Regions from separate parts of the Mus musculus genome. Here region 1 is linked to region 2. A link is a loop called in an ENCODE intact Hi-C map of the cell type or tissue named here. Cell type or tissue: gastrocnemius. All regions are shown on one strand. Links, peaks and the distances in the headings refer to the core of each region. The heading gives the core; the rest is flanking DNA. Region 1 overlaps Atr (ataxia telangiectasia and Rad3 related). Region 2 overlaps Xrn1 (5'-3' exoribonuclease 1).

Region 1 (9,317 bases), core at 468-8,467, 99 kb after region 2:
CAGGAAAAAATTGAGTCACCATGGAAGAAATCTGGCTATCAACATGGACAAGACACTCAGAAAGAAGGGCTCTGATATTACATGGACAGAGAAGAGTCCACTTCAGTCTATCTTCAAATGTGGCCATACCCAGAAGAAATAACAAGCTGAACTCAGCCTACACTACAAATTTATGAGCAAATAAAGATATTCACTATTCCTAAGGTACCATATTTGCAGTAATTTGTAAAAGCAGGAAGTAGTGAAAATCAATCCCCAAATATAAATTTTTATATAGAAGCTTTAGAGAAAAATATGAAAATAATACTTATTGATACTACAAGTTTCACTTAAATTATAATAAATAATCTTTCTGGGTTTAAATATATTTTTAATTCTAGTCTTTATTAACAAAAAGCCAGAAATAGCTATCATGTGGCCTATTAGACTCCAAGTTCTGTGCTAGACTTGGAATGAAATCATAAACAAATCCAGAGCAATTCATTCACTCAGAGAAGTGAAGGGTCTACCTAGCACCAAGTGAAAGAAAATCTTTCTTATGACATGAAAAGTTATTCTACCATCCATAAGAGACAATGAGCATATGTATATTTGGAACTGAAAAGAAATTGAAAAGCAATGTTGGTGATTTTATTGTTCTAGCATGTAGGAGACTAACAAAATAAAACAAACAAACAAACAAAAAACCCTAAAAGTATTTTCAATGAATAAAAAGATACTGTTACTTCTGTGTTTTCCTGCCAGAATGGTTACTGGAATAGTTTAAAGGAATGGCAACAGCATATGGGTGGGCAGGTGTGTAGTGTTCACATCCTAACTTTTCAGAAGAAATGAATTATGATACACAGCAGTTAGTTATGTAACAGAAAAGGCTTGAAACACAATGGACGATATTTTAGAGTAAGAAGCAGTGTGAGTGAAAATTTAAGTGTAGGTAAAGAGTGGTTTCTCTGTCACTAGTTCATGTTCCCTACAGCTTCCTGCTACAGCCATCAGTGGGACTGGAAAAATCAGTAGAAAAAAATGTCAAGTGTCCAGCTTTAAAGGTCAAGCCAGCCAATTCAATATTTAGAAAACAGAGACCCAGAGGACATCTCTTTATGCTGAAATGTTTTTTAAAGAAACAAAAATTCCATAAACGTCTAAAATAAGGAAAGCTGGTTCAAAGGTAATGGGATAAAATAGGAATTCTAAGTAACTAAGGAAAGTGGTAACTATCCCTGCTAGCCTTCCTTAGGGCACCTGATTTACTTAAGAAAGGTAAAATTACCTTTACTAACTGAAAGTCAGTGAAAAAATTTTAATTGTTGATCTATTAATGAGTTTCAAATATATTTAAAATAGAAACAAGACGCATTGAAAATTCAACTATTTAATAAGTAGTTATATACCAATATTTTCCTCCAAGGACTCGACTCTATTAAAATAGTAATTTATATTATCAAAGTAATACTAATACTTTGGGACATAAAAATACATTTTTAAATGTTTTAGGGCTGGATAGATTTCTCATGTGGTAAAGCATTTGCTGTGTAAGATTGAGGATTAAGTTGGATCCCCAAGTAACCACCAGAAAGTATGTGCCTGTAATCCCGGTGCCAAAGAAGCAAAGACAAGCGGATTCTTGGGGCTATGCTGGCTAGCTAGACTAAAGCAATCAGTCAGTTTTTGAATGACTTTGTCTCAAAAATTAAGGTGGTATTAATACTTAATCCTAGTATTAATAGGATTAATACTTAATCCTAGTATTCGGGAGCCAGAAACAGGCAGATTTCTGTGAGTTTGAGGCCAGACTTGTCTAAATAGTGAGTTCTGGGATAGTCAGAGCTACATAGTGAGACCCTACTTCAAACAAACAAACAAACAAACAAACAAACAAACAAACAAACCCCTCAAAATAAAGTGGATTGAGGAAGACATCCAATGTCAACTTTTGGTTTACACACACACATGCACGCACGCGCGTAAATACACACACTACTATTCTACTATTTTTCTGATTAATTTTAGTTCCAATACCTGTTTTCAATGATGAGGTAGTGAAAGATAGCAGCAGTTTCTTTAGGCTGCATGTGTATGAGAGGTAACAAAGCCACTATGACATGACTGAGCAGGGGTCCCAGGTAAGCGTGATCCAGACAGCGAACAAAGCAGTCCCATGCTCTAAGTGAAAAACAAAAATTAATTCAAGTATTTTTATGTTTGTAAAGTACCATCCATTAGTTGTTAGCTGAATAATGATATATACATATTAGAGATTAAAGTAGCTTTTGATATAAAGATCAATGATCATACAAACACACAGACAGTGATCTCTAAGTTATATTAGGTAAAACAAAACTTAAAAATACCAACCAACCAATCAATCAAATACTCAAAACAAGCACCAATGTGAAATCAGTTTTTCATGGTATGATCAATACAAAAGAAAAATCGAATGTTATATATTTATGCATTTGCTTATATAAATAATCTGTAAGAATAGTACAACTTAAAAAAAAGAACAGTATAACTTAAGATTTTTTAACTTTAGAATGATGCAAATGTACATTTAGAAGAAATTGTATTTGGCAGTTGGATGTGGTGATTCACAACTGAGTTCAAGGGAAGCCTGGGCTATGTAAAAACCTTAAAAAAAATTAAAAACAAAACTCAATTTTCATCTTTCCATGAATTAGGAATAAAACACATTTTTTTCCTTGTGATGCTGGACAGTGAGAGCAAGCCACAGTTTCTAGTGGAACCATGGAGTGAACAATGAATACTGTACTTAACAGCATCTACTGTGTTCAGTAGACTAAATGAGATACTCAACACTTTATGATTTTGGTCAACTGGAAGCTACTGTGAGTGTTCTAAGCTCATTTAAGCCAGGTTACGTTAAGTTATGGTATGGTAGGTTAAGTATGGTAGGTTAGGTACATTAAAAATGTATATTGGTATAGGTCTATAATTCCAGAAATCTGGAGCCTGAAGAAGCAGTATGGCCAAATACATATACAAAGACAAAACCAAACCAAACCAAACCAAACCAAAAAACCCAAACAACAAAATCAAACAAACATACAAACAAAACCCCCAAAGACAGATGTGGTGGCATACACTTATGATCCCAGCTCTGTCCACAAAGAAAGTTCCAGGATAGCCTAGGAACTATGGAAGATCAAATAGGTGTGCTTGCTAGTTTTATGTCAACTTGATATAAGCTAGAGTCATTTAGGAAGAGGTAATCACAACTGAGAAAATGCTCCCAAGAGATCAGCCTGTGGACAAGATTATAGTACGTTTTATGACTGATGATTGATGTGGGCGGGTCATACTAAATGGGGTGGTGGCATCCCTGGGTGAGTAGCTCAGGATGGTATTAGAAAGCAGACTGAGGAAGCTGTGAGAAGAAATCTAATAAGCAGCACTCCTTGATGACTTGTTTCAGTTCCCACCTCCAGGTTCTTGCCTTGCTTAGGTTCCTGCCCTGACTTCACACAGTGATGAACTGTAACTTGAGAGTTAAAAGCTATTACAGCAATAGAAATCTTAATGGGACAAAAAATGGTACCAGAATCATGCTGTGAATCACTGCTGTGACAGATCTGGCCACTGAGCTTTCGGGAAGATTTTAGTTGCATTCAAACTTTGGGCTGGAAACGCTGTTGAGTGCTCAGAGTGGCGGGCTGTTCAGTGAGAAGGTAAATGTGCTGAGAGCAGTGCAGATGAAGGCGGCCTGACTTATATGGCTTTAGATAAAATCAAAGACTCTATTGAAACCATTTATACTTTGAAGTAAGAATCTGCAGTTTGGTCAGCTAGGGCTGAGACCAATACCACTGAAGTAAAACCTTTGCTTAACAAGGTCAACTGACTCTGGTTAGTTGGATCTGAAAAATTAGTACTGATTTAAAAAAAAATCAGCATCTTTGAAGACCATTAATCTGAGAATATTTCCTCATGGTTAGCACACAGAAACTGTGCCAAACTGTTCATGCTGGCAGCTGAACTTGGTAGTGAACGAGTCACACGTGAGCCACAGGTGTTAAAGGAATGCAGTGATGGTGGGAGAGCAGCTGAGGCTTGGCACCGTGTGGCAGAGTTAGGTTCCCTGAAGAGAGCCTAGGAGAGTCGACAGGCAAAGGTGAAGACTGTTTTAGAGATATCTGTATCATGGGACAATTATGAGGACAGCAGCAGCTGGGAAGTGGTGCCAGCCTGAGCCTGGATGACAAACTGCATGTGCTGTGAATGGCAGAGTCAGAGGAGTATAACTGTCTAAGCCCTTTGGAGCCTAGAAGAGCGTGGACACTGCTCACAGACATTTGGACACTGAGTTAGTGATTTACACTGTTGGGAGTTTGGCTTTGATTTGTTAATGTGACTGTGCTCTTAGAGTAAGAAAGTATGTAACTTATTTTTGACTTTATAGAAGCCCACAGTTAAGGGACTTGAAATTTTAGAGACTTAAATGTTTTAAAGAAATTAACTTTTAAAGTGTTTGGAATTTTAAAGACGGGGACTTTTAAAAGTTAGAATGTTTTATATGTGACGTTTATCATACCACCTAGTGGATGATTAAGAAAAAAAGGTTATGACTTAATAAGTGATGTGTTTTTGCATCAAGGTGACAAGGGGTCAATTGTGCTGGCTAGTTTAATGCCAACTTGACACAAACTAGAGTCATTTAGGAAAAGAACACCTCAAGTGAAAAAAATGTTCCCATCATATCAGCCTGTGATAAGAACTCAAGTTAGAATTATCTAGAAATACAAGAAAACATTCTAAATATGATGATTATTTACCTGCAGCATAACTCAGGAAAATCATCCTTGAATCTAAGACCAGTTCTCAGTGTGGTCATCATTTTTACTCTCACAGAACTGACATGTTTAGGTCCCATCAACTTCATCAAAGACATCAAACTAGTCAAGGCCTACAAAGAAAGTAGTGTTTGTTAAAAAAAAAAAAAAAAAATCCAAAACTTATAAACAAGATGCCAGACAAGTAATAGAAACAATTGCTTCCTACCTAAATGTCAAGGTATCAATGTACATGACACAAAAGGTCTAATAAATGCTGGCCAATTTTTTTTTTTTTTTGGTTAACTTACATGAGAACCAAGAATCTGAAAAACACAAATTGCATTTTTATTTTTGTTTCCCTTGAAGTTGTGCTACTACTATGGTCTAATAAATCTTGAAATTTACAAAGGATATATATGATACATCTTAATTTTTTTCAAATATGTTTCATATCACTAGTGTAAATACAGATATAGATTAATTTGAAGTTATTTATAATTTAACCAGAGTGTTTCATAATGGTCAATAATGGTCTTAATGATACTAAATTCAAGATGTTCTGAATTTAATACACTGAACAACTGCCAGATAGTTTTACAATAGAAACAGAATGAGAACTGCATCAATAGTTCTAGGTTCTAATGAATGGATATAGAAAGTCTCTGGTTAATCCTTTGCAATACTGTCTTAGATAGGGGTTACTATTCCTGTGTTTAAACAACATGGCCAAAAGCAATTTGGGTAGGAAAGGGTTTATTTGGCTTATGTTTCCATTTCACTGTTCATCATTGAAAGAAGTCAGGACAGGAGCTCAAATGGGGCAGGAACCCGGAGACAGGAGCTGATACAGAGGCCACAGAGGAGTGATACGTACTGACTTGCTCCTCAGGGTTTGCTCAGCTTGCTTTCTTATAGGACCCTCCCTCAAGGATCATCAATTAAGAAAATGCCCTACAGGCTTGGCTACAGCCTGATCTTATGGAGCTATTTTCTAAACTGAGGCTCCCTCCTCACAAATGATTTATACCTTGTGTCAAGATGACATAAAACTAGCCAGCACATGTACCAGAACATGGAGGCTCTTTATGGCTTTATAATATAAATTCCATTTTCCTTAGACTTACAGCCATCCATTCTTTCATTTAGCATAAGTGTTTGGGAAGCCATATAGATAGACAGAATAGAAGTTACTGAAAATTTACTAGTTAAAACTGAAATTACAGGCATTGACTATTACAATTTGTAGCTAAATTTTGCTCTATGTCTTACTTGGATACTTAAAGTTATCAGAAGGGGAATGCATTCTGAAATAAAAGCTGCTACTGGACCAGCAAGGTGGCTCCTAAAGTAAAGGCTTGCTGCCAAGCCTAACAACCTAGTTCTAGCCCTAAAAGCCATATAGTAGGAGTATACTGACTCATGCATGTTGTCCTCTGACCTCTATGTGAGCACTGTTGCACACTCATGCTAACACACATATACACTAAGAACAGAAATACCAACACTAGACCCAGGTGAACCAATAAAATTCAATTATACAACCAATATTCAAGCTCTCAGTTGCTGCTGGCTTATGTCTTCAACTGTGCTAGATGTCATGACAGCATGGGCCTGCAGACATTAGTATTTATCACCTGAGAAGTAGAAAGCTAGCTGAGCAAGGTGTCTGTCATAATCCCAGCATACAGGAGGCTGAGTTAAGAGGACTACCAGAAATTCAAAGGCACCCTGAGCTATAATAACAAAAGTAGAGAGTTAACCAAGGTGACTCTGAACAAAGATACTGATTTTGAAATGTTCTTTGAATCTAGAATTAAGTTGTGGCTGAAGTTATATTATCTTTGTCTATTTAGTAACAGAGCCAACAAATCCTTTTAGACAGCTTGAGTTGGGTTTCCTAACTCACATCATCAGTGAAAGAGCAGCCAATGGTACAATTTCTATTTTTACAATATCTAAAGAACAAATATATGATATCCAGTAATAAATATCAAATGTTTGCTTGCTTTTCCTTTTTGACAGTTTCATATTTAGTTAAGGCTTGCTTGGAACTCATGAGGTAGCCCAGACTGACATTAAGCTCTGGGCTATCCTTCAGCCTCAGTCTTTCCACATGCTGGAATTACAGGTGTGAGCTACTACACCCAGCTAGTTCCATGACTTTTTATACTTGAATGTTTACAACTAGAAGCAGATTCCATATTCCCTGAATATTCAATATGAATTTTATTCTAGTCTCTTGGAATTCAAATACCACTACTTACCATTTTCTTATCTTCAATGCCAACACTGGAGCTCAGCAACTGCATATTAAAAAAGGCCAGAATGCCCAACAATTTTGGTTGCAAATAATCAGCCTATGGATTTAAAGAAAAGATGTTAAATGTTTTACATATATTAAGTGTCTCTCTTCTTTTTCTCTGAATTAGAGATTTACTACAAAACTCCTAGTGGGTAGCTTTCTACCACTGAACTATACCAGGCAGAAAAAATTGCAAGAAAAAGAGCTAGTGATGAGTAATAACTGGAATATGTCTCAAGATAGCACGGCTTGACGCTGAGGCACCTGGTTTAGGTTACCTTAGGGTTACAACATGGCTGAGGACAGATGAGGAAGAGCCTTACTAGTACACAGTGAAGAGGAACTAGGTATCTATCTAGCATACAGAAATTTTGTCAAGCAAAGAAATCATTTGTTTTTCAAGCCTAAATTTACCTTTTGGTTTGTGAATTTTTTTTAAAAAAATCATCACTAGTCTTTTTGAGATTAGCAAAATATTGGGTTTCATCACAGCATCTCCAACAATATGTTTTGTAAACTTTTAATTTAGATTGAAATTAAACTTTGGCATGAGAAACCACAATTCACTAATTATATGGTTCTAATCTATGTTCTTAAATAAAAGATAGGTATAGAGGTGGCATTCAAATCTACATAAATATTCTAATTTCAAAGTTCTTGGCTTGAGTCAAACAGTACTTTGAATATGTATAGCTGCCATTCACCAAATATATGTGTTTCTATACTGTCATGCTAGGTACATGTGTTTAAAAAATAAACACTAATATATATGGCAAATCAGTAGGAGTCACTAAATAAATTTACACATAAAATATGTATGTGATAAGGGCAATAAGAAAATAAACATGAGCATGTGATAGAAACTGGATAAATGAATTTAGGTAGGGGTGACAAGGAAACTGTGAACAGTAAAAAGCATCCAGGGAATTATTAGTGTAAGTATGAAGACCATCTAACGCCAACAACTACAAGTCTGAAAGTTTGCCATTTTTAAGAAACAGAGATAGAGCTAAAGCAGTGAGAAGAACTGAACCAAAGGGCAGAAAGGCACACTATGTCACATATGGTCACTATGTCACTATGTCACATATGGTCTTATAGATTTTATTTGAAGAGCTCATATCTGTTCTCAGGTTTTGGTTGAAGCAAATGAGTAGGTGATGGTACAAAGCACCATTGCCCAAAGTAGGGAAGATTAGGAGAATCAAGTGAGGAAAGAATAATAAGATTTCTTTGGGGGCTGAGATTACACATGGGTAGCTCAATAGTGAGGCACTTGCTTGCTAGACACAGGCCAAGGTTATCTGAGAGAAGGAAATCTTAGTTAAGAAAATGCTTTCATAAGATGGGACTATAAGCAAGTATGCAGGGCATTTTCCTAATTAGTAATTAGTGAGGGAGGTCCCACCATACAACATTAACCTTTTCTAAAAGAAACACATCAATTGGGCTGGTGAGATGGCTCAGTGGGTAAGAGCACCCGACTGCTCTTCCGAAGGTCCGGAGTTCAAATCCCAGCAACCACATGGTGGCTCACAACCATCTGTAACAAGATCTGATGCCCTCTTCTGGAGTGTCTGAAGACAGCTACAGTGTACTTACATTTAATAAATAAATAAATCTTTAAAAAAAAAACACATCAATTAAAACCTAAAGAAATACCTATGTTTGGAAAATAGAGGAGTTTCCTCAGCTTTATAAGTAAGGTACAGAAAAGGAGAAAACCAAACAAACTTATACCATGTACTATATCCCTTACCATCAGTTCAGGTGATGTAATATCTCGTGGTCCCTGATATGGATCATCACTAGATGCAAATGAGGCAAGTATTGACAAACCATTGAAAACTTGTTGATAATGTTCTCCAATACGCAGCAATAATTCGTTATGCAATCCTTGAAAATCCTGTCTTAACAGGCTCCCCAACTCAATTTCTGTTTCATTCTAAAGATATTAAAAACATTTCCTCATATTAGCATCCAGATTTAAGTAGATTGGTTATTATGTGTTTTTAGTAAATCAAGAGGTCAAGTGACACAGTTAGTAGGTCAAGTGACACAGTTCACTAATAGTACTAAGAAAGGACACTGGCAAAGGATTCTAATCCTGTTCTCTCCTGATAGGTCTCCCATGAGCTGTATGCAATGAAGAAGAGTGATCAGACTTAATTTTGAAATGAAAATTAATAAAGAAAAGTCTATGCTTTCCTAGGTCTTTCTACACC
Region 2 (9,317 bases), core at 429-8,428:
GGCTTGAGTAGTGGATGGTAGTAAGAGGGCGAGTTAGGGTGTAATGCTAGGGACAGAGCTGAGTTACGGTGTAATGCTAGGGACAGAGCTGAGTTACGGTGTGATGCTGGGGACAGAGCTGAGTTACGGTGTGATGCTGGGGACAGAGCTGAGTTAGGGTGTGATGCCAGGGACAGAGACATGACAATGAAAACAAAACTACACACACTTAAAACAGAAACTGTCTATAAACTACAGCGCTACACTAGGAAGAAAGTGTATATGACTGTAGTAGGAAAGAGAGCAAACACCTGCTTAAGGTAGAAAATGACGTAAGCGATGGAGAGAGGTGCTTGGCGAGCAGGCGCTGCTCACAAACTGTTACTTTCATTCTGGGACTGAGACATGTTATGTTGCTGGTTTTGAACTCCTGGGCTCAAACAAGAGCCTTCTACCTCAGACTCCTAAGTAGCTGGGACTATAAGCTTGAACTATTATACCTACGTTATTGTATATCAACTAACTGTCACAAAATATTAATTCTTCCCATAGATATGCAAGCCTGTGTTTGTGTGTGAGTTCTTTTATTGTTGGTAAAGTGACCAAATACCATTACCTTGTACAACATCGTTCTATGGCAGGGAACTTTTCTGGCCATGGAGAGGAGTAGGTGAACTCTGTGTCTCTGTCATACCAGCACATCAGGCACTCACTGTGCTGGTTTCTTTTCCTCTCTTCTTTTTTGAGGGAGTGGTTACATGTCTCCATGGCTTCCAATAATCGCGTCTGATATAAATAACAGTAAAAAAAATTTTTTAATCCCATAATCTCAACATACAGAAAAGTATTTTCTCCTTTGTATACATACTATCTTGCTCTGAAAAAAATAACATCTTGGGCTGATTGGGTGGTTCAGCAGGTAAGGGCACTTGCTGCCAGTCTGATGACCTGAGTTGAATCTCTGGGACACATATGATGGAGGGAGATATCAACTCTCACAGGTTGTTCTGACCTCTACCTGTGCATCATGTCATGACTGAGTACATGCATACACATGTGTGTGCACACACATGTATACATACACAGCAAATAATAGCGAAACAAGAGTGCAGGTACATACCAAGTTATACACCAGCCTGTCTTAAAACACCAGAGACAAACATAAACAACAAAAGGTCCAGAGGGAAGAAACTGCCAAGTAAGAAGGCAAATCAGAAGCTACCAGAGTATAAAGAAAACTTAGGATAAGAAAAAGTAGACTCATATTCAAAGACAGTAAGAGAGATCTTAAAAGACAGGTTATGAATTACTATGCCTTGCTAGGCATGTGGTGCTATCTAGAGATAAAAGCTACCAAAACTAAGAATTCATAAAATAAAAGGAACTGATATAAAAACTAAAAGCATAGGCCCGCTTATAAATATTTAAGCTTTATTTGTTTAATGATTTACTGACTTGTGCACATACACAGGCATGCTTGCCTGTGTGCGAGGTTAACACCAATGTGTCTTCCTCTAGCACTTTCCACTTGATGATTGGTTTCATTTTTGGTTTACTTATGTGTAAAGGTGTTCTGCTTGCATAAAAGTTCATGTGCTATGTATGTTCCCGTTGCCTTTGAAGGCCAGGAGGGCATTGGATCCCCTGAAACTGGAGTTACATATGGCTGTGAGTGGCCATGTGGGTGCTGGAATTGAACCCAGGCCTCATGGAAAAGCAAGCCTTAATTGCTAAGCCATCTCTCCAGTTCCATTTCTATTTTTTAAAATTAAACTATTATGTGTGTATGTACACATGTACATAGATGCATACATGCCATGGCACATGTGTGGGGAGTCAGATGAAAGAAAAGTAAGAAAGAATGCAGGATTCAACATAGAAAACCAGCAAACCTTTAACACTAATAGAGAAAAAAAGAGAACCAAACCTGATCCAACTGACATGGATTATATTAAACAAACAAACCACCATGACTACCACCAAAAATACTAAGAAAACTATAGAAATTAACAAACCTTTTTTCAGTAATAACCTTAAATGTAAATGAAGAAGAGAGAGAAGGAGAAGGAGGAGGAGGAAGAAGAAGAGGAGAAGGAAGAAGAAGAGGAGGAAGAGGAGGAGGAGAAGGGAACAACAACAACAAGAGATGCAGACTATAGCTGAGTGGACTGAAAAACAGGACCCAACTGTTTGTTTTCTCCAAGAAACTCTTCACTAGCAAAGGCACCCACAAATTGTGATCGGAAAGACCCTAAGTCGGCCTGTCAAGTGAAGAGAAGAAAAAAACCTAATGTACATAATTTCATATTTGAAAGTGTAGATTGCACACCAAAAACTAGTCAGAAAAGATAAGACCATTCTATATAAAGATGATATAATTCTATTAATCAAGATGATATAATGATTGAAATACATTCTCTAAATGTTTCAGCTCTCAATTTCACAAAATAAACACCAATAGGCATAAAAAGTCTCATGGGTCTTGATAGAGTAATAGTGATGACTGTGACGGCTATTTTTGGTTGTCAACTAGACTGCATCTGGAATGAACTATAATCTAGATTGAACTACAGTCTAGACATGTAGGACACACCTGTGAGAGATTATTTTTGCTTAGGTGAATCCCTTCTAGACCTGTCCTTTGAGATCAGAAGACACACACGTTTGGTCTGGATCTAGAGGAGGGAAGACACACTTTAATCTGGGCCACATCTTCTGCTGGACATGGAAGAAGGAAGCTTGCCCTCACCTGGCTAGCATTGTCTATTCCTTCACTGGCATTGGAGCCTAGTTCTTTGGAATTTTAACATAAACTGAAGACCAGTCAGACATCCATCATGCAGACTGAGAAACTACAGCCAGCCATTGTTGGATTAGCTGGACTGTATCATTCCGATAAGTCTCACATCTATACTCATTCTATAAGTTCTACTTCTAAGAACCCTGACTAGTACAGATGACTTTAGTATTATATTCTTACCTATGCAAAAATTAACAGAGAAACTCCAGAGTTAAACCACACCAAGACCAAATGAACGTGTGAGGTATCTACCTACAAGAGACATCAAATATATATTCTTCGCAGCCCATGGAACCATCTCTAAGACCACATTCAAGGCCACAAATCAAGTCTTCGTAAATATAAAAGCATGAAGGTATGCCCCAGCAGACCAGCATTTGGGAGGCAGAGGCTAGAGGGACAGTTTAAGGTTATTCTCAGCTACACAACAAATCAAGTCTGGACTATGAGACGATCTCAAAAAGTCAAAAAAAAGAGTGAATCAAAATAATTCCTTGTATCTTATCAGATCATAGTGGAATGACACTAGATCTCAATAGCAAAGAGAAACTATGTAAACCACACAAATACATGGAAACTGAATAATGCACACTTGCCTGAGGTGGGCAATTGAAGAAATCATGGAGGAGTTTCTACAATCAACTTAAAATAGAGGTCCAACATAGCACACATGCTGGTTTACAGCTAAGTCCAACATAGCACACGTGCTGGTGTACAGCTAAGGGAGCTGGTGACTGAAAATTGATGACTATTAAGTGCTTACATTAAAGAAAACATCAGTTATCTCAAATAAATAATACCTCAAGGCTTTAGAAATGAAAGAATAAGATATATCCCCAAATCGTAGGTGGGAAAAGACTTTCTGAAAGGAACCCATGAACATAGGATACGATCCAAAGAATTCAAAACCAAGATTGAACAAAATTAAGGTATTTTTTAATAGTAAAGAAAACAATTTGCAAAGTTAAGAGACAGACTATAAAATGGAAGAAAATCTTTGCTAACTATACATCTGATAGGGGATTAGTATACAGAATGACTATATCTATAGTGACTCTCAAAAATTACATAGAAAAAATCATTTAATAACTAGGGAAATGAACTGGACAGACAGTTCTCTAAAGAATCATTCCAAATAGCGAATATATGAAAACACGTTCAACAGTCTCAGCCATCAGGGAAAGAGAAATGAAAAGAACTCAGAGTCTATCTCACTCCATGTAGAACGACCATCATCAAAACAACAAATGATGGGGGCTGGGGAGACAGCTTAGTTGGTAATAGATATAAACACCATCAAAATCTGAGTTTGATTCCTAACCTGCCCATGTAAAAGGCTGGGCATGGTGGCACACACTTGCACTCTAAGTGCTGGGTAGAAAGAGACAGGAAGGTCCCTAGGAGGCGAGCCCCAAAAACAAGGTGTCTGATGGTATCTGAGGAATTACACCTAAGATGTTCTTTGCCTGCCTCAAATAAAAAGCCTATGTGTTTATATGTAATTATTTCATATACTGACCTCATCAATAAACGGTATTAATACCACAGCTTCCCATTCCTGTTGTTTCCCATTTAGATCAGTTTTGAAATCAGGTGGATAATATTCTATAATTGGCGAGTCTTCACTGGTCATCAAATGCTGTGAAAATATAAACAGGAAAGCTGAGATATGAGAGACAATATAACTTTTCATTAACGTAGTTACAACATTTCCTTACTTTACTAGGTTGTAACAATGTATTTAGTATATTATAATTTTCAATAAAAATTTTCTCCTTTTTTCTGAGACAGCATGTCACTAATGTTGTAATTAAAACCCACTTGGTCTTAGCCTCCACTGTTGGGATTACAAGCCTGTGACAGCTTGTTCAGCAGACTCATTTCTCCTGCTCCTTTAATTTAGTTATGGAGCAAAGCTACCTTTACTGTGAGTTACTTCTCACGCTCTCTTTCTCAATCTCTGTCTTGAGACATAATATAAGCAGTCCAGGGTAGCCTTGAGCTCAAGATGCTCCCTCCTCAGCCTAAGGAATGCTGGAATTATAGGTGCACACCCCTCACCCCTGCTAATATTAGCTTTAATTCTGTCATTTTTATTTAGAAACTATTTTTTTTAAGATTTATTTATTTAATGTACATGAGTACACTGTAGCTGTCTTCAGACACACCAGAAGAGGGCATCAGATCCCATTACTGATGGTTGTGAGCCACCATGTGGTTGCTGGGAACTGAACTCAGGATCTCTAGAAGAATAGTCAGTGCACTTACCCACTGAGCCATCTCTCCAGCCCCTAGAAACTTTTATTACAATTATGTATTTGTATGTATACGCCATGTGTCATGGTGCACATTTCATGGTGTGTGCTATGGAAGTCAGAGGAAAACTTGTGGGAGTCAGGTCTCTCCTTGACTGTGTGGACACTGGGGACTCAGTTCACCAGTGTGGCAGCATGCATCTTTACCTGCTGAGATTCTTGCCAGCCCCACTTTTACTTTTCTACTGTTTTTTTCATTTTATAAGATGTACCACCTAACTTCTGTTTTCTCATTTGTAAATTCAGTTCATTTCCTTTCACACACTTCCAACAGTTTTCCATCTCAACCTCAAACTAATTTACTTCCATTCTTTAATCAATTGATTCTAGTAATATGATTACTACCATCAAAATAATTTTTAAAGGGCTGGTGAGATGGCTCAGTGGGTAAGAGCACCGACTGCTCTTCCAAAGGTACAGAGTTCAAATCCCAGCAACCACATGGTGGTTCACAACCACCCATAATGAGATCTGACGTCCTCTTCTGGTGCAGCTGAAGACAGCTACAGTGAACTTATAATAATAAATAAATCTTTGGGCCGGAGTGAGTAGGGTTGACCAGAGCGAGTAGAGGTCCTAAATTCAATTTCCAACAACCACATGAAGGCTCACAATCATCTGTATAGCTACAGTGTACTCATGTACATAAGATAAATAAATCTTTAAAAAAATAATTTTTAAAAAGTCAAATCCAAGACCCACAATGCCATTAATAAAAGTCTGATAACATAGATTTTTATTATATTCTATAAAAAGGTAGACAAAGAAACCATATCAGTATCTTATGCAAAAAAGCATTAGAAAATGAAAAGGGAAAGTTAAAAATATTAAAAATAAAGTAGCATATTCCTAAGGTGATAATCTAAACTTTAATTGCTATTGCATGAACACTAAACAAATGTGCTTATTACATAGTTATTGCCTAACAGTGGTAGACTATCAAAGCTTAATGTAGCTGAAGAAAAAAAAAAAGACATCAAAGATTATTTAAGAAGGGATATGACAATGTTAAAGGAGCAATAAGTGTACGTGTTTGCACCTACCCCAAGTTGTGAGACCACAATCCTAGAAAACTGAATAACAATTACTTTTACAATCTGATTAGTAAGCTTCATGTAACTTCAGAGACCCTGTCTTGCTCTTGTTATATGAAATATGTGAATAAGAGGAAAGTCCTTCAATTTGTTAAATGAAATGATGCTTAAAAATGTACCTATATCGGGGCTGGTGAGATGGCACTGACTGCTCTTCCAAAGGTCCTGAGTTCAAATCCCAGAAACCACATGATGGCTCACAACCACCCATAATGAGATCTGATGCCCTCTTCTGGTGTGTCTGAAGTCAGCTACAGTGTACTTATGTATAATAATAAATAAATCTTAAAAAAAAAATCTATATCCTGAGGAACTACTGGTGATAATGATTCGTTGGAATTGTCCTCACTCTAATAGATGATTCAAGAGAACAGGAAGAAAAAAAAAAGAAGAAAAAAAGGAGAGAGAGAACAGGAATTCATCTTTAAATATGTAGATGAGGAGATGGCATTTTTACCTGTTTTAGGTTAATTTCTTCATGTAGAAATAAAGATGTACTTAAAGTGTTGAAAATGAATAAACTAGGTACTAAAAAGTCTATAGAGCTTGCATTAAAACAAAAAAAAAATCAATAAAATGTAGGGGCAATCTCCTGTGTTCTGTGTAGAAGCATCAGTAAAAAGCTAATGGCCAATAAGCCCAGGCAGGATTAGAAGATGGGACTTCTGGTTGGGAAAGAGTCAGGAGACATTACTGCCCCAACCAGGAAGAGGAGGAGACAGACAAAAGTAGCTGAGAAGAAGAAACCAGCCCTGAAGCTGAGCTTAGGTTAGAATAAATGGGATGTTAAGCTGAGAGTTAATGGGCAGCCAGCTAGCTTACAGCCTAGGCATTTATTAAAACGAAGCCTCTGAGTTGTGATTCAGGAACTAGAGTGCAGATGGAAAAGCACACAATTATAATCAAAAGTGAATGAATTAGCTGTCAAAGATTTGCTAAAATGGTGCATTAACTGAAAATAAAAATGGTGGTACATGTCTTTAATCCTAGCACTTGGCAGAAGGATATCTGAATTCAGGGCCAACTTGGTCTACAGAATAAATTCTAGGACAGCCAGGCTACACAGATAAATCGTTTTAAAAAATAAGCCAAAACCCAAAACCAAACAAAAAAGCTGAAAATAAATATTGTCTAAGATAAATAAAAATCTGTTTATTAAATTAATTTGGGTAGCAATGTTTCCAGGATTTTCCAGCAATGTTTATAGAAGAATTAAATACAAAAAAGTATATGAGGAGTTGGAGAGGTGGCTCAGTGGTTAGAAACCCTAGCTGTCTTCCCAGAACCTATGGGAGTTCCCAACCATAAAAAACTTCAGTTCCAAGGAATCTGGTGCTCTCATCTGGCTTCTGTGGGACCAGGGAAACATATGGTACATAGGTATTTACATACACAGTGGCAAAACACTCGTCACATAATATAAAAATAATCAAACCTTTCTAAAAAGAACATTAAGAAGAATCATTCAATTGTAAAACCTACCTGGTAGCATGTAGGAAGCAAATTTTTACTAGCCGATGGAAGTACAGCAAGCAGCTGCTCGAATGGCTTGAAGGGTTTTCCGAGTTCAAAATGGATTTTGAGTGTACTGATACTGCGGATATCAGATAGGAAGGGTGCGTAATGATAGGGATAGTACCTGTGGGGAACAATGAGTTTTCAACTGAAAACTTTATAGAAAAAGGCCAGAAATAAACATCTTCCTACATTTATTTAATAAAACATAGGAATAATTAAAAAACATTATCATCCATAATTCTATCACTTGAAAATAAGGAATTAGCAGTTTTGTAAAGTTTAGCTGACCTGATAGCAAGAACTATATATATGAAAAATATATATGTATATATGTATGTACATGATATATTCATATATATATTTATACACACACACATATGAGGAGGGGGCTTATATACAGGGTTTCACCTATGTAGCCAGGATTGGCCTCAAAATCACAACTTCATTAACTGTCTCCCCAGTGTGACTGTGCACTGGAATGTCCCTTTTTAACTCCCAAATGTGGAACATGAAACTTTCAATCAAAATGCTGGACAGTAATGGGGCAGTTAGGAAGTTTCAGTCAAATCACTTGAACAGAGACCTCTAAGCAAAGGGCTGGTACTCAGTATCCACTTGAGGACTGAGACCAGAGCCCTGCTCAGGCCCTAAAACAGAAGAACAGTAGGTCCGGGCTCATATGGCCATTATGAGCTGACTAAGAGCGTTTACCTTTGAATCAGCATACACATCACTGCATTTCTGATAAGCATGAAATCAGTCATCCATACACAGTTTATTATTATCTTCCCATCTTTAACTACAGACATGCTTTAGTAAGGCTTTGAACATAATATTTAAAACACTTCTATATTCTTTAGGTGTTTGAATCACTGGACACAAGGAGATGAGACTTGGGATATAGACAGAGGAAAAGAGGGAGAGAATAAAACAATTTTCAATGACATTTTATCAGTTTTGTATATGGGGATGTGCGTGCATGTGGAGGCCAGAGGACAACTTGTGGGCGTCAGCTCTCTCTGTTACATGGGTCCCAGTGATTGGACGCAGGCTGTAAGAACCTTCACCTGCTTAGCCAACTGGCCTGCTTAAGGCTTTCACGGTCCGTGATTAGGGCACATGGCTCAGACAGGGAAGCTTAGAAGGCAGAAGGGCATAGGGAATAGTGTACAATACACTCATGTCCTAAGCAGTAGGCTTGACCTGACTTTTGTACAATCTTGGGATGATTACTTAAGTTTTTTGACTTTAATTTCATTTGTAGCAAGAAAATAGTATTTACCTTGAGTATATGAAAATATGGCTTTGAAGTATCTGATTTTACTGATTGGCAATTAAACAGGAACAATTGGCATGTAGCCTTTAAAAAAAAAATCACAAATAAAAATCTTTTGATTTATATTATTCTTGAGAGAGCCTCTGAGAATGTGTTACACTTCCTGAGAATTTCTTTTCAGAGCTGGCTAGTAAGTGAATTAATACTTAATGCCCTATCATTTTGCATTGTTTTGAGCCCCTTGATGGTGCTGTGAAGACAAATTAAACGGCCATCACCACAGCAACCTCTACTCTGTGCTGCATTACAGTCTGGGTTGATTTTTGCTTCCTCCC

Evidence for each region. A loop is a pair of places that touch in the nucleus more often than their neighbours do. Peaks named below come from ENCODE experiments on the same cell type or tissue, not always from the same donor. Only the 100,000 strongest peaks of a DNase experiment are listed, where the experiment ranks them.
Region 1: it touches region 2 in a loop (2.0-fold over the local background); 4 of 42 quality-filtered maps call a loop at or near these places.

Annotation. Positions count from the first base shown.
Region 1 is chr9:95,880,946-95,890,262 of GRCm38, reverse strand. Atr (ataxia telangiectasia and Rad3 related) reads right to left here. Exons shown (of 47, transcript NM_019864.1): 16 at 8,852-9,037; 17 at 7,055-7,147; 18 at 4,791-4,921; 19 at 2,020-2,163. Among named protein-coding and RNA genes, the nearest start is that of 1700065D16Rik, 28 kb to the right of the region's middle. In gastrocnemius, for the core only: no CTCF peak of the experiment used is centred there; no DNase peak of the experiment used is centred there.
Region 2 is chr9:95,980,285-95,989,601 of GRCm38, reverse strand. Xrn1 (5'-3' exoribonuclease 1) reads right to left here. Exons shown (of 42, transcript NM_001311130.1): 14 at 7,671-7,827; 15 at 4,299-4,418; 16 at 596-765. Among named protein-coding and RNA genes, the nearest start is that of Gm16794, 22 kb to the right of the region's middle. In gastrocnemius, for the core only: no CTCF peak of the experiment used is centred there; no DNase peak of the experiment used is centred there.